2 separate regions of the Homo sapiens genome follow, and region 2 is linked to region 1. A link is an interaction called in ENCODE POLR2A ChIA-PET data of the cell type or tissue named here. Cell type or tissue: B cell. All regions are shown on one strand. Region 1 overlaps SH3KBP1 (SH3 domain containing kinase binding protein 1). Region 2 overlaps SH3KBP1 (SH3 domain containing kinase binding protein 1).

Region 1 (8,000 bases):
GGGCTCTGCCAATCCATGAGCCCACAGCCAGGGGACAGGGGGAGGGGGGCACCTCAAGCCAAATAAATGCCATGTGAGATCTGAGAGCTGAACATCACCTGTTCCCTTGCTTCCACATTCATTTTCAGTTCAGAGACCTCTGTGGTGTATACTGTGGATGCAGCAAAGGTCACTATATAAGTCTCTTTGTTCTATGAGACTACTTTGAATCCACTGGGTGTACCTCCAGATTTGCATTCTTAAATCTGTAGGTACACCCAGTACCTCCAGAATACGGCACTAGAATACGGTCTCAGCATGTAGCAAACATAGAGGCACTCAAGCCATCAGACTGAATGATGAACGAGAGCGCTGGCCACAGAGATGCAGGCGACCACATTACCAGGGGAGGCAGGACATGCTGACTCTGCACATAGGTGAGCATTTGGGGCTGCCTGCAAGTCCACACAGCTACTAGCCTCTGTGACCCTCTCCAAGCCAACAGCCATCTGAATTGATGCTCCCTAAATGTCCCTCCACCTCTCTCAGGTCAGCTATTTTGCAGGCTGGTGGGTATAGAGCACTTGGGTAGGACAGTACTAATTTGCTCTCTGTATATTGGAATAATTCATACCACCAAATGCACTGCTGCAGTGAGGTTCTGCAACATTTGCCATCATGTCCCCACTTTGACGTAATCTCCCCCTGTTTCTATAGCATTTGTGAGGCTTTTCCTACAGGCACTTTCAATGTTTACTGAGTTTGCGCTTATGGGATGTTATGGGGTAAAAGATGTTCGTGAAGACCCTCATAACTAAGCACAAACCCAGCCACCGTGATGGACCACCAAAGGCCAGCAGGACCGCCCTGTGCAAGGTGCACAGGCAGAGGTGAGCACCTCGGTTCTGGTGAGGATCAACATCTTTGACTGAGAAAGTCTAAGTGGAGATGCTCATTTTACACCCAAGATCAGGCCCTTCAAAGGGCCCTGAAGGACCATCTCCTGTAGGACTGGAGGATGCCTTTCGAAATGAGTGCTGGTTGCCAACTTGACCTTGTTTCCTCAGCAGCACACCTCCACTGTGAGCCTGAGAGGCTGGGAACCAGGGGAGGGCTCAAGGGCGATGCAGGGAGAAGGCCATCCACAGAAGCTGTTCTGAATTAGCTACGCCTCTGTAAGTTCGAGGAAGGAACCCAAAATGCTCAGAGGATTGCCTGGGTTAAAAACCCATCAATCAGAAGCGCAACCTGTTTCACTTCCTTTGTATAAAGCGTTTGACCCTCAGCACAATCTCTTTTGCTTTCTGTCATCACACTTGAGAAATGTATAGTGCTTTTCAGCTACTCCTGACAAAAATTTAAGTTTGATCACGATTTGTGTCCCTAGATAGGGACCGGAGCTGCACACGTCCACACATGGGCACCGCAGCCCGTCATATGCAGACTTGACTGTAGACCAGTAGCAACCGTATCTCCTGTTCTTCAGCACAGGTAACATCAACCATGTCCTTGGTCCCAAAGGCTGTGTCTGAAGGTTGCCAGTAAGGAGACAGTGTCTGTAGGAGCCAGCCGTGGCTCTTCAGTGAAAGTTCTCATGTCTGAGCAACTAATCCCGAGAGAGCTGGAAGGCGCGGCTGTTGTTCACACACACGCTCAGCCAGTAGTCAATCTGGAACACTCCAAGTGTCATTCATGGGTTTTTGTTTTTTTTTAATGGCAGGCAGGACACAGTATATCTTGTTTTATTGAACCTGAGCAATTGCTCAATGATCTGACATGCTGCAAGGACCAATAACTGGCTCTCTGGCTCCAAAAGGGGAAGTTTAAAATATGTATTTTAAAAACAGGACAGAAAAACCAATAGCCCCAAGTCAGGAGATCTGAATTTTTCCTCAAAATTTGTATGAGAAACCCTTAGAAGTGATTTATTATCATGAAAGGTAGAAATTGCAAAATAAGGTAAGAATGTAATCACTTGTTTGTAGACATTTGGTGTCACATTCACAAAAATGTTGTGTTAATGGTCGCTATTACAATTGCTCTCTCTTGCTCTCCTGTATAACTTTACCATACAGAGTACAGATTTAGAACTTAGTATTGATCAAATTTGTTATTGTCCTTTTATGTAATACCCGTTTAAACACTGGGTAGTTGATCTTTGGCAAATATCTAATCACAAATCCAATACTCTTTCTATTTGAAATCAGACTCAAATGGTATCATTTCACTTGCTGCAAGCCTTAAGATGGCCCCTCTCCCCTCTCTTCTCTCGCCTCTCTCTCTCTCTCCCCCCCCTTCCTCTTTCTCTCTCACAAAGGTCACAGTCATGTCCTTGGTTGATGTTTAATTACTTCAAATATAATTACTTTTTTGTATATGAAATATTTTCAAACTAGGTTTTATAGAGATTCTCAGGAAATGAGACAGGCCACTCCAGGGAACACAAGTTGCACTTGCAGGGGAAGCCTGTCCTCTTCCTGTTCCTAACACAGACTGGGCTCTCTGGGCCTCGGTGCTATTGACATTTGGGGCTGGGTCATTCTTTGTTGTCTGTGGGGGCTATCCTACACACTGGTGGATGGTTAGCAGCATCCTTGGCCTCTATCCACTAGATGCCAGTAGCATCTCCACCCCCACCCCTATGATGTGACAGTCAAAAATGTCTCCAGACATTGCCAAATGTCCCCTTGGGGAGAGCAGTTGAGAAATGCTGATGTGGACCTAGAAGGTTTGGGCTCATGGGTCAGAGAGACCTGGCTTCAACTCCAATTTTTTTTTTTTTTTTTTTTTTTTTTTGAGGCGAAGTCTCGCTCTTGTCCCCCAGGCTGGAGTGCAGTGGTGCAATCTTGGCTCACTGCAACCTCCGCCTCCCGGGTTCAAGCGATTCTCCTGCCTCAGCCTCCCAAGTAGCTGGGATTACAGGCGCCTACCACCACACCCAGCTAATTTCTGTATTTTTAGTAGAGACAGGGTTTCACCATGTTGGCCAGGCTGGTCTCGAACTCCTGACCTCAGGTGATCTGCCCGCCTTGGCCTCCCAAAGCGCTGGGATTACAGGTGTAAGCCACCGCGCCTGGCCTTCAACTCCAATTTCTTACTAGCCAGATAATCTTGCTCAGTTTCCCCAGCTTGCTTTCTTCCCTGTTCCTTCACTGTAAAAACATGAGTCATTACACATCCTTCATAGGGCTATGGACGGTGAGAAAAAAATAGACAAAACATTTAGTGGGCACCCAGTGAATATTAGTTCTTTCTTTCCTTACTCTTGCTTGCTCTCACTGCTCTTATTTCAACACTAGAACCTCAGGACGATGGAAGAGGGGAGATGAAGGGGGAGGGTTTGTTCTCCACTATATTAGCAGAATGATTCTAACACAAGGATATTCCACACACAGCTCCTGTACTCACACTGTACCTCAACGAGGATTAAAAGTTATAAAGGCATGTTCTACCCCAAACATGCTTACAAAACACTCTTAATCCTTTCTAACGCTTTGGGATTATTGTTTCACCAGGGTTGTAATCAGCTACAGATCAAAGTCCAGGTGGACCTTGATTTTTTAAAATGGTGTACAACAATACACACATTTAACACCCTAAGGGGACGTTTTACATTACAAAATGATTACTAGGTTTTGGAGACCTTTTTTTTTTTTTTTAAGATGGAGTTTTGCTCTTGTTCCCCAGGCTGGAGTACAGTGGTGTGATCTCGGCTCACTGCAACCTTTGTCTCCCGGGTTCAAGCGATTCTCCTGGGCTGAGGTGGGAGGATTGCATGAGCCCAGGAGTTAGAGGCTGCAGTGAGCAATGATTGCACTGTTGCACTCCAGCCTGGGTGACAGAGCAAGACTATCTCAAAACAAAAATACCATTAACTTGAGAAGATATAGCCTTCTAGGATTAATGTCTCTGTGGCAAAGAGAGAGAGAAAACCAAACCTCAGTACTCTATTTCTGGGCTCCCAAATATATGCAACTGTGCTTAGTTTCCACAGCATGAAAAGCTTCTATAGGTGAACCCGCCCCCCCATCAATACCCCCAATATTTCCACACTAGCTCATCAGACTGAAAAACATGTGATTCATATTTTCATGATAGCGATCATAGACATCTCCAGACCCAAAGAATGCAAAGGTCAAAGGTGAATGCTCTTAGCAAGCAAGACAGATTATCCTGTATATTCTGGAGGAGGGAGAATACCTCCCTTCCTATTGACATGAGGGAGGTGACAAGACAGCCTCCTGAGGTCGCACATGACCTTCACCAACCAGCCACCCTGGCTTAAAACAGGGCCCAAATACGAAACTGCGGTGGTAGAACCGGAACTTAGGCTCATTCTGACAATCCCCTTTCATTCACAGCCAATTACTGCTCTGCTCTGCTCTGCCTGCACTTTAAGCAGAACAAAAGCTACAGCAGGCCAGAGTTTCTGTTATTGCATCAGCCCAAGCTATCAGGTTATGCTTCCTGACTGGGCTTCTCAAGGGCTGAGGATGTAAACGAGCTTGTGGAAACAGGGGAAGTACTTTTGGCATTAACAGTCACAGTCACACATCCTAGCCCCAAGCCTGCATGAGATCAGACCAGAGACTGCAGGTCAGCAGTTGCAAAGATGCAACTCTATCAGCAGATTCAGAGGAAAACAGCACCCAAACAGAGGGACAGCAGCAGGAGAGCAGAATGCTCATGTTGAGAGCTCTAGTGCTCTTACAAGGCCTGCCAACCATCGCACATCTGTTTCTAAAGTGAGTGGCCCAAGCAGATGATGCTGGAAAGCTATCTTCCATGTCAAATCAATCCCTGATAGTGCTTGCCAGAGGTTAGGGAAGGGGGTGGGCTGGAGAAAGGTGGGTGTGGCTTAACAAGAGTAACACAAGGGATCTAGTGGTGATGGAAATGTTCTATGTCTTGACTGGTGGTAGATACACAAACCTACATGTATGATAAAATTGCAGGCTGGGTGCGGTAGCTCACAGCTGTAATCCCGGAACTTTGGGAGGCTAAGGTGGGAGGATCGCTTGAGCCTAGGAGTTCGAGACTAGCCTGGGCAACATAGTGCAACCCCACCTTTACAAAAAATACAAAAATTAGTCAGGCATGGTGGCATGTACCTGTGGTCCCAGCTACTCAGGACGCTGGGGTGGGAGGATCGCTTGAACCTGGGAGGCAGAGGTTGCAGTGAGCCGAGATCGTACCACTGCACTCCAGCCTGGGTGACAGAGCAAGACTCCATCTCAAAAAAAAAAAAAAAAAAAAAAAAAAAAAAAAAAAAAAAATATATATATATATATTGCATAGAGCGAAATACACACAGAAGTACTAGTAAAACTGTGAAAATCTGAGTAAGATTGGTGGATCATATCAATGTCAATATCTTAGTCATGACAGTGTACTATAGTTCTGTAAGATGTTACTATTGGGGAGAAACTGAGTAAAGGGTACACAGATTTCTATTACTTCTTACGACTGCATGTGAATCTACAATGACTTCAAAATAAAAAGTTCAATTAAAACAAAGTAAATTTTAAAATTCAGCCTTCTATATTATGTAGAATACGAGAGAATGCTAACTTATGACCTTGATAGGTACAAACAGAAGATGTAAAGCTAAAAAAAATTTATACTATTTGGCCATAAAAACGAGATCCTATCATTTGCAACAACATGGATGGAACTGAAGATCATTATGTTAAGTGAAATAAACCAGGTGCAGAAAGAGAAACATTGCATGTTCTCACTTATTTGTGGGATCTAAAAATCAAAGCAATTGAACTCATGGCGGTAGAGAGCAGAAGGATGATTACCAGAGGCTGGGAAGGGTAGTACAGGGCTGGGGTGGGGAGGCGGTGGGGATGGTTAATAGGTACAAAAAATATAGTTAGAAAGAATGAATAAGACCTACTATTTGATAGCACAATAGCATCTCTATAGTCAATAATAATTTAATTGTATATTTTAAAATAGTGTAATTGGACTGTTTATAACTCAAAGGATAAATGCTTAAGTGGATGGGGAAAAATATGTTGAAATGAAGACTTGCACATGGTTGCAAGTTTTTCTTAAAGCAGGTCATTTTCCTCTTCCCAAGAAATGTGATAGCCTGTTGCTAAACAATATGATTATTTTTATATATTTCTATCATTAAATGGCCTTTATGTCAAAAAATAAAATAAAATAATAAGAAAAAATTAGTCCCTGAATCTGGACTTCTTAAAAGGGTTGTCACCCAGGTCAGACCACTAGTGGCCTTAACAGCACACCGGTGGCCTCACACCCACTCACGTACACCTCCAAAAGGACCTCTGACTTTTATTTACCCAGAGAGACTGTAGCTCCCTCCCATTTATCACATGGTGGTATCCTGACCTTGGGAAAACTCACTCATGTTCTGAACTAAGTGGCAATTACCATACCAAAGCTCATTTGAAACTCAGTCAAAAGTGCTGTATCAACAATGAACCCTGCCATCTCACATTTGCATCCATCCACCTTTTTACACAAAATACACAAATCACTGGAAACTGTGAACATAAGGGCTAATGCCCACTTTTTACAAAAAGGCTTATTCATCATTTCTTTTCATTAGATCTTGTAAGGAATTTCTCCTAGGGAGGGGAAAGGTCCCAGGCATTGTGTTTTAATGTGGAAAGCACCATCATTTCCCTTCTTTACAAAACTGTAACACCTAAAGCCAAGCAAGGGTGCCAGCCTGGCATTTCAATGGCTTTATTACTTCTCATCATGCTGGTTGAAGGCAAGCCAGGCTCTGAGGTTCTTTACTAACTCTGCAAAGAGAAGCGAGAACACTGTCCTTACTCACCAATGTCATTGCTGCGGTCCGAGAGATCTTTGTCCAGGATGCCAGATAGCGAACTGCCGGCCAAGTCAATCTTTGGACTGTCACCCCTACATTAAAAACACAAGCCCAGACATTTAATAATTGGTGTGTGTCCTTGTCATTCTGTCAGTTTTCTTGCTGCACACGTTAAGGAGTGTGCTGGTGTGGAGTGGATGGCACTGTTGCCTGTGAGGGAGCCAGAGAACCAACGAGCTGTCTAGCCACATGAGATGGGGTGCAGACCAGCTGACAGGCTGGATGCGTCCCTCTCCAGCACACGTTTTCAAAAATGGCTATTTTAATAATGACTGTTCGCCCATGTACTTCCAGCCACAAACCCTCCTGCTGGGTACACAGGGTGCAGTATAGGGCCTGCTCCTGCCCTGCGGCCAAATAAACACTGGCTAATGATAACTGGGAGCTTTCCTTTTAAGGAACAAGGAATTTAGCCAATGCTGCTTGTCAAAGGTCAGCTACTTTCAACCTTGAGAAAAAGGTTTTCTGGCCTGGGGTTGTGGCATCAGCCAGGCTGTTGAAAGGCACAAGGTGTCGAGTTGAGATCTGGCGGCCTGAATGCTGGTGCTGGGGCTCAGGCCTGTAACATTAGACGGCTCCTGGATGGGTGCCCCATGCTCATCAGGACACGAATGACTTCCCTCTGTATCTGGGCTAGGAGCAGCTCTATGGGATGGGAACAGGCCTCCAAGATGACGAGAGAAACCTAGCCTTCTCATGCACAAACAGAAGGTTCCTCCAAATTACTCCACAAGACAGCTCTTTGCACCCTTTTGGGGGGATGAGTCACAAACGAGTTTATCCAAGGGCTATGAGAGCGGTGAAATAGGAAAAGATCCTTGCCCATAAAATGAGAGAGAGAAGCTGAGCAGTTGTTCCCAGCAAAGTAACAGAAATAGTCCATCTCACCGCCCCGAAGGCCACCATGGCCTGAAGTTACACCTCACAATGAGTAGTACCAGATTTAGTCAACAAGCACTTGTCATGTGCCACTTGTGCTGTGGGTATTCAGAGGTGTGCCTACTCTGGAATGGCTTGTGGTCTAAATGGGAGAGACAGCCAGCCAGCCACAGGTACACATGGCCTAGGCTATAAGACGCAGGTGTCACAGTCCTATTAGAAGAAAGGAGTGGGTCAGTGCAGGAGATCTGTGAGGCAGAGGGTAGTG
Region 2 (8,000 bases), 210 kb after region 1:
TTTAGTTCAAGCAGAACTTCGGTGGTTCTGTTGACTTGGAAGTTAATTTGCTCTGAACCCAGAGCACACGGGAAAACCTGACAAATGAAAATGCAGAATGGTTTTAGGTCACACACAGGAAACCTGTCAATACCAAGGCACCACATGGGTATCAGTTTTCTAATGGACTGCAAACACAATGCACAGACACACAAAATACACACACTGGCTGCAACTTAATGAGAATTTTACCCAGACACAAACGCAGATGAACAGAATGGCAGGATCTATTACCCTCCTCAGCTATCTTGTTGCTGTCTGTCCATTTAAGCCAGTCAGCTATTACCACCCTGGCTCAGCAATAAGACAGCACCTCCAAAAGGTTAAATATGGAAAGGGCGTGTGGGTGACTGTTTTAAGCCTCCATGACATGTTGAAGGGGGAAAAAAAGCACACAGCAATATCTGGGGTTCAGCCCAAGTTAATCGGATCATTCTACAATTCACACCTCGCCTTATAAATGAGAGATTTGAATTCAATACATTCCATCCACAACCCTAATAACCACTCAGGGGGAGGCTAAACTCCACCTAACGCCACTGACTCAGCCACACAACCAAATGGCACATACCATGGGCATCCTAGATACACCAAACAATTTCAGCTGGCATTTAATTTATCTTGGAGCTAGATAATACAGGCAAAGAACTGTGATCTTTTTGAAGGAAAAGAAATAGATACAAACTATTTATTGTGGTGTCTATGTTTAGGAGAAACAGGAAATGCTGAGTTTTCAACATGAAATAGATGTTCACAATAGGAAGATTAAAATTCAGTCAAAATTTTCCAAGACTGACCCCCAAGTTTGCATCCTTTCATCAGTAATCCCATGGTCTGATTTATGGGTGAACATATGAGTACACATTAATTATTTCAGAAATTTCTAAAATGTAGCTGTTGGAGGCATTCAGGTTGAAAAGACAGAACTGACATTTTAATCTTGTTTTCCTGTCTGGCCAAATTCAGTGTACACACACACACACATTTGGGTTTTTTTTTTTAAATTAGTAAGATCTTTGTTCTTATTCCATGTAAAGTGTCCTGTCCTGAAATAGAGACACCTCCTGTTAAGCAGAAGGAGGTTTTCACTTTATAATAGCATATTGAGCAATATTATTATACAGCTGCGTTATAATTTTTTTTTTTTTTTTTTTTTTGAGACAGGGTCTAGCTCTGTCACTCAGGCTAGAGTACAGAGCAGTGGCTCGATCTCAGCTCACTGCAACCTCCACCTCCCAGGCTCAAGCAGTCCTCCCATCTCAGCCTTCTGAGTAGCTGGGACTACAGGCATGCACCACCATGCCCGGCTAATTTTTGTCTTTTTCTTCTTTTTCTTTTTTTTTCGTAGAGACAGGGTCTCGCCAAGTTGCCCAGGCTGGTCTTGAACTCCTGGACTCAAGCAATCCACCCAGTTTGGCCTCCCAAAGTGCTGGGATTACAGGTGTGAGCCACCACACCAGGCCTTATAATTTATTTTCATTGCAAATAGTCATGGCATAATTTTGCTCCTTTTCAAAGCAATATTATTGTTGATTTAGCATCACTTGCCAAACAAACAAAAAGAAATTCTGTCTTAACTACCTTCCAGCCATGACTTTACTCATGATATAACATACTCAAAATGCACATGGGGCACTTCATGTTTTTCTCAAGTAGAAGATGTTTAATACAATGTGTGGTTGTAATAAGCCACAAGATTGAACTCTCACGTTGCAGTTTGAGTACTGGAGCAGTAAAGATTAATCAGACTGCTAAAAAAAATCTAACTTAATGCAGCCATTGGTTTTAACTCCGGATTTTCTCTCTAGTCAATATGACAGAACCTTCCTAAATGGCAGATAAGTCATCTAGTATCACAGAATCATAAAATCAGAGATCAAAGTCCAGAAGTTTATTCTTTCCAAGTTCTCATGCTAAACTCTGACTGTAAGACTTTTGGCCCACAATCCCCCACTCCTTTTGTGTCACAGCTGATTCTTGAAAATATCGCTTAAAATGTCTACACACAGTATAACCAAGGGTTCTCACTCTCGGATTCATGGACAAACATCTGAATCTAAAAATGGGCAAAGGTTATGAATAAATAGTTCAAAGAAGAACCATATATGGCCAACAGACATACGAAAATAATGTCACTAAGTGCAGGTTTGTTATATAGGTAAACTAGTGTCATGAGGGTTTGTTGTACAGATTATTTCGTCATCCAGGTACCAAGCCTAGTACTCAATAGTTATTTTTTCTGCTCTTCTCCCTCCTTCCACCCTCTACCCTTAAGTAGGCCCCCATGTCTGTTCCCTTGTGTCCATGTGTTCTCATCCTTTAGCTCCCACTTATAAGTGAGAACATGCGGTATTTGGTTTTCTGTTCCTGTGTTAGTCTGCTAAGGATAATGGCCTCCAGCTCCATCCGTGTTCCCACAAAAGACATGATCTCATTCTTTTTTATGGCTGCATAGTATTCCATGGTGTATATATACCATATTTTCTTTATCCAATCTATCACTAATGGGCATTTAGGCTGATTTCATGTTTTTGCTATTGTGAAGAGTGTGGCAATGAACATACTTGTGCGTGTGTCTTTATGGTAGAATGACTTATATTCCTTCGGGTATATACCCAGTAATGGGACTGCTGGGTCGAATGGTAGTTCTGTTTTTAGCTCTTTGAGGAATTGCCACACTGCTTTCCACAGTGGTTGAACTAATTTACATTCCCACCAAGAGTGTATAAGTGTTCCCTTTTCTCTGTAACCTTACCAGCATGTTATTTTTTTTTTTTTTACTTTTTAATAATAGCCATTCTGACTGGTGTGAGATGGTACCTCACTGTGGTTTTGATATGCATTTCCCTAATGATCAACGATATTGAGCTTTTTTTCATATTCTTGTTGGTCACATGCAGGTCTTCTTTTAAAAAGTGTCTGTTCATGTCCTTTGCCCACTTTTTAATGGCTTTTCTTGTAAATTTAAGTTCCTTACACGTGCTGAATATTAGACCTTTGTCAGGTGAATAGTTTGCAAATATTTTCTCTCATTCTGTAGGTTGTCTGTTTACCCTGTTGATAATTTCTTTTGCTAACATACTGAATTTTTAAGGTTTATTTTACCCAGGGAATGGGGGGTTGAGCCTTCTCCTACATTACTGTGAGAGTCTGATGTGGCACACTTTGGTGAAGACCAGTTGGCAATATGGATTATAGGCCAAAAAGAAAAAAACAACAACACCGCTCATATTCTAAACCCAGTAACTCTACTTATAAGGACTTATCTAGGGAAGTAATCACAGATGTGCTTCAAAGAGGATTTAAAGTATGTCCAAAATTTTTTCTTTATAAGAAAATTAGAGCAATCTAAGCTATTAACAATTGGGGCAGTATAAGGTAGGTCTATGTGCTTTCAAAGTTGGCTACTGAGTGTGACCAGGATCCCTAGGAGGCCTCAAAGCTATGGGGAGGGTAACCGTAAACTGCAACATTGACAAGATATAGCCTGGGCTCCCCACTCCTGCCTCAATGGTGGTGCAGCTCTGCTTGAAGCTCTCTGGTCTTTGAGGAAAGGGTTCTGCAACTTTAAAAAACTTGAAAAACATTACTGATGTTGTAGAAAATTAAGTAACTTAGTATTACACTTAAAAATTGGTTACAGCTGGGCACGGTGGCTCATGCCTGTAATTCCAGCACTTTGGGGGGCCAAAGCGGGCAGATCGCCTGAGGCCAGGAGTTCAAGATCAGCCTGGCCAACATGGTGAAATCCCATCTCTACTAAAACTACAGAAATTAGCCAGGCATGGTGGTGCGCACCAGTAATCCCAGCTACTCAGGAGGCTGAGGCAGGAGAATTGCTTGAACCCAGGAGGCAAAGGTTGCAGTGAGCTGAGATTCTGCCATGGCACTCCTGCCTGGGCGACAAAAGCGAAACTCCGTCTCAAAAAAAAAAAAAAAAAATTGGTTACAATTTTCTGTTGTGTATTTCACCACAATTAAAACAAAAAAAAAAACTTCTTATAAAACACCACCTACCATATGATTCCATTTTTGTAGAAAAATAACAAACACATATCAGGCTTACAACAAACGACTGGCTAGAAAATGAATTATCTTTCTGGTTCCTGCCTGCATTTTACAAATTTTAAGTATACACATTATTTAAGAAAAAAAATACTTGTGTTGGTGGTTTAAAAAAAAGGAAATTCATGACATTTGCTCAAGTGGAAGAGGAAAAAGAGAAAAACAGTTGGGAAAATACCTTAGAAAAGTCATTTAAATTATTGCCAATGATGGTGTCCTCTTTAAAAACTCAGTTATTACCAACAATAAGAGAGTCTGTTCATCTTCTGGGAGCGCTGTTAGGGGAAATCCACTGGTACAGCTGAAGAGTAATCTTTCAGTAAAGGGAGTTAGCACCACCTTTAACAGCTTTGGGAAGCTTTGTGACCTTCAAAGCAGAACCAAAGAGAGAAAGAAATGGAAGGAGGGAGGTCAAATGAAAGCTAGCAATCAGAAAAAAATAAGGCCCAAACAGCCTGGGGCCAGTTTTTGTTTTTTGTTTTTTTTTAGAAGAAAATTCGAGGCCTAATAAGGGCGATTTCCTCAGCTTCCTGAGTCACCACCCATGCTCCCCCCATTTCCTCTCCGTTCCAACATTGAACATGAAAATTAACTGGAGCTGTAAAAATCATTCCCAGGGAGAAGAGTTTCTGCAGTAGAGAAAGTCAAAGGAAGCATTCAGAATTCTAGGAATATCCCATGGAGATGGGCGAGGACAAATGTAATGCAAAGTGAAAAGTGTGTGGGTGGTTTGTCAGGGAAAAGGGTCGGGAGGAGGATGTAAACCACAAATTAAACACGATTCTAAAACTTCCAGCTGGCTCTTCCTCCTCATCTTCCCCCACTCTTGTGACAGGTGTGACAAGATCATGAGAAAACCTGTTCACTGTGTGGGGCTTTGGGGCACACCCATTTTTGCTAAGTGTAACCTTTCTGCAACTTGTAAGAAACCATATGTGGCATTGACCCAGGCCAGTGTGCTCCATCTGGCAAGTGTTTCTGGGGTAGCCCGTTTACAGCGAGTGGGAGAGGCAGACCCATAGACACAGAAAAACAGAACCCCCATACACAGAGACACTGATGCACAAGCATAGAGACTCACATAGAGAATACAGATAGGCACACAGACACAAATAGGAGAGAAACCCATAAGAAGAGATCTCCCAGCCTCCAGGGTGGCCCATGACACAGGTAGCCTTAGTAGCTGTGTTTCATTCCTCCTTCCACCTCTGGCTCTCCGAGCTGTCACTCATCCCAGAGGTTCCTTTGTCCTAGATCACAACTTGCTCTTTGGAATTGTACCTCACTTCAAATTATTCAAATTTAGCACAATGTATATTTGTATTTTCTAAAACCGTAAATCCACAGGTTTGTGTGCATATCTGAGTCATCTGCATTCACTAGTCTCTTACCTACTGCTTTCACAGATGTGGGCTCATACTTCTGAACTCAAATGCAAATTTTCTCAAGCAATTCAGTCTCTGTCTCTCTCTCTCTCTCACACACACAAACACACACACACACACACACACACACACGTGCATGCACACACAGACACACACACACCCCCCTATAAGAATCATCATTTTCAGCCAGGCGCAGCGGCTCACGCCTGTCATCCCAACACTTTGGGAGGCTGAGACAGGCGGATCACAAGGTCAGGAGACTGAGATCATCCTGGCTAACACAGTGAAACCCCATCTCTACTAAAAATACAAAAAATTAGCCAGGCGTGATGGTGGGCGCCTGTAGTCCCAGCTACTTGGGAGGCTGAGGCAGGAGAATGGCGTGAACCCGGGAGGCGGAGCTTGCAGTGAGCCAAGATCTCACCACTGCACCCCAGCCTGGGCGACAGAGCGAGACTCCGGCTCGAAAAAAAAAAAAAAAAAAAAAAAAAAAAAAGAATCATCATTTTTCTGGACTGGTGTCTCCTTCCCAGGTCCTCACTGATGGTGCCACTGTCACTGTGTGAAAGGCATGTGGCTCTGGGGAGAAGAAGCTCATGTCCTGAGAACACCCTGTCACCCTTTCATAGAAAACGGAATTAGCAGCTGTTTGTCAGCATTTGCAAATGTTACATGGCTTGAAAAGGCAGAATTCTGGGAACTCAGTAGCTGCCCTGTCACCAAGGTCAAATGGTCCTCATGGCTCAAAAACTCTCCCAGCCCTCCTATAGGGTCTTTTTTGACTGTCTTTTTTTTAGGGCTTCACCCTGATTTTATCCTTTTCCTCCTATTTCTGGTATGAAATAAAAGTACTTGATTTCCTACTCTGTAATGTGTGCTTTGGTTTTCATCTTACCTTTTATAAACAACTGTTTGAGCAAAATAAAAATACATCTTTGCATAGATCCTTTGGTTAATCTTCAGTGATGCTCACTTGGTTAACTTTTAAGAAACCTAAGCCGCCGGGCGCGGTGGCTCACACCTTTAATCCCAGCACTTTGGGAGGCTGAGGCGGGCGGATCACGAGGTCAGGAGATCGAGACCATCCTGGCTAACACGGTGAAACCCCGTCTCTACTAAAAATACAAAAAATTAGCCAGGCGTGGTGGCAGGCGCCAGGAGTCCCAGCTACTCAGGAGGCTGAGGCAGGAGAATGGCGTGAACCCAGGAGGCGGAGCTTACAGTGAGCCGAGTTCACGCCACTGCACTCCCCTGTCTCAAAAAAAAAGAAAGAAAGAAAGAAAGAAAGAAAGAAAGAAAGAAAGAAAGAAAGAAAGAAAGAAGAAACCTAAGGAAATTCTAGTTTATACTGCCTTCCCCAATAAATATGGGGGGTTTATTAACTTTATTAACACATAGAAAAATGAATCCTCAGCTTTACATTTTAAAAATTATATTCTTTAAATTACAGAGAAATCCAAAAAGGTTTAACTAGACAAAAAAAGTAATCATCAAAGGGGTCTTCCTACTTTACAAAGCTAGACCCCCACACCTGGCCAGACCTTCTATGAGAGCATCAAGGCTTCTGAGGGGAGCGCATTGGTCCCCTCATTCTCCTCCCCCAAGCCCTCTCTGTTTAGTAGTGTCACACAGACTTTTCACAAAGGATTTGTCACCAGTCCACAGATCACAGTCTCTGGAAATTCCACCTGTGGTTTGACATCAGGGGACTTTATCAGACTGGAGGGCAGAAACCATCCAAACTGACTTGAGGCAAAATCTCTCCACAGGTCTTCACGAGTACACAACAAGAATTCTGAAATTGAGGCCCTGTAACATCCACTCTGTTCCATCAGCCTCACTGAGGTAAAGTACCACACCAATGTCAAAAGCTCCAAACACACCAGGAAAGCCGACGACATCACAGAACTAGAGAAATGTTTCTCATCTCAAATGTTCACTTGGTTTCTAAACAAATCTAAATATTGGGTGGGCTTGGTTTGCTTTCAATTAACTGCTCTTATTTAGCCTGTAAGCCTTTTCTGGAAAGTCTTCCCCCACATTTTCAACTATTGATTTAAACATCAAGCCTCGTTCAATGTTTCTCACAAAATATTAGCACTGTATCTTACACTCACGTGCCTGCTTACTCTAACTCACTCATTACCAGGGAAAATTGAGTGCCAACATTAACTCTAAATGGAAGAATTAGTTGTATTAGTCCAGGATTGACTCCAGTCCATTAATAAACCACACAACTAATTAGTCCTTGGTCTATTTGGAGTACGCAGGCCCTGGACACCATCATCCTGCATCATGGACACCACCGCTCCTCTGCTCTGTGTCTAATTCATCTTTTTCAGAGACTTACCCCTATTCATGCTTCTTAATGAGCCAAAGGCACTAAAGATCTGCTTTAAATGGCCTTTCAGGAAAATTACCTTCTCGATTACAGCTAGGAAAGTATCTTAGCAGCTGTGTTTTCACTGAAACAGCCATAATATCAGAAGATTTGCAAGCTACTTCACATTT

The links. Peaks named below come from ENCODE experiments on the same cell type or tissue, not always from the same donor. Only the 100,000 strongest peaks of a DNase experiment are listed, where the experiment ranks them.
Region 2: POLR2A ChIA-PET joins it to region 1 with 11 read pairs; 2 of 35 experiments call an interaction of 5 or more read pairs at or near these places.

The regions. Positions count from the first base shown.
Region 1 is chrX:19,562,304-19,570,303 of GRCh38, forward strand. It overlaps SH3KBP1 (SH3 domain containing kinase binding protein 1), which reads right to left. Exons shown (of 18, transcript NM_031892.3): 13 at 6,800-6,885. Among named protein-coding and RNA genes, the nearest start is that of MAP3K15, 51 kb to the left of the region's middle. In B cell, no CTCF peak of the experiment used is centred here; a DNase peak (open chromatin) is centred at 4,348; H3K4me3 peaks cover 314 bases; H3K27ac peaks cover 1,278 bases.
Region 2 is chrX:19,767,902-19,775,901 of GRCh38, forward strand. The region is part of intron 2 of SH3KBP1 (SH3 domain containing kinase binding protein 1); the gene reads right to left. Among named protein-coding and RNA genes, the nearest start is that of SH3KBP1, 120 kb to the right of the region's middle. RefSeq lists a silencer at 5,941-5,990. In B cell, no CTCF peak of the experiment used is centred here; DNase peaks (open chromatin) are centred at 5,580 and 6,110; H3K27ac peaks cover 3,971 bases.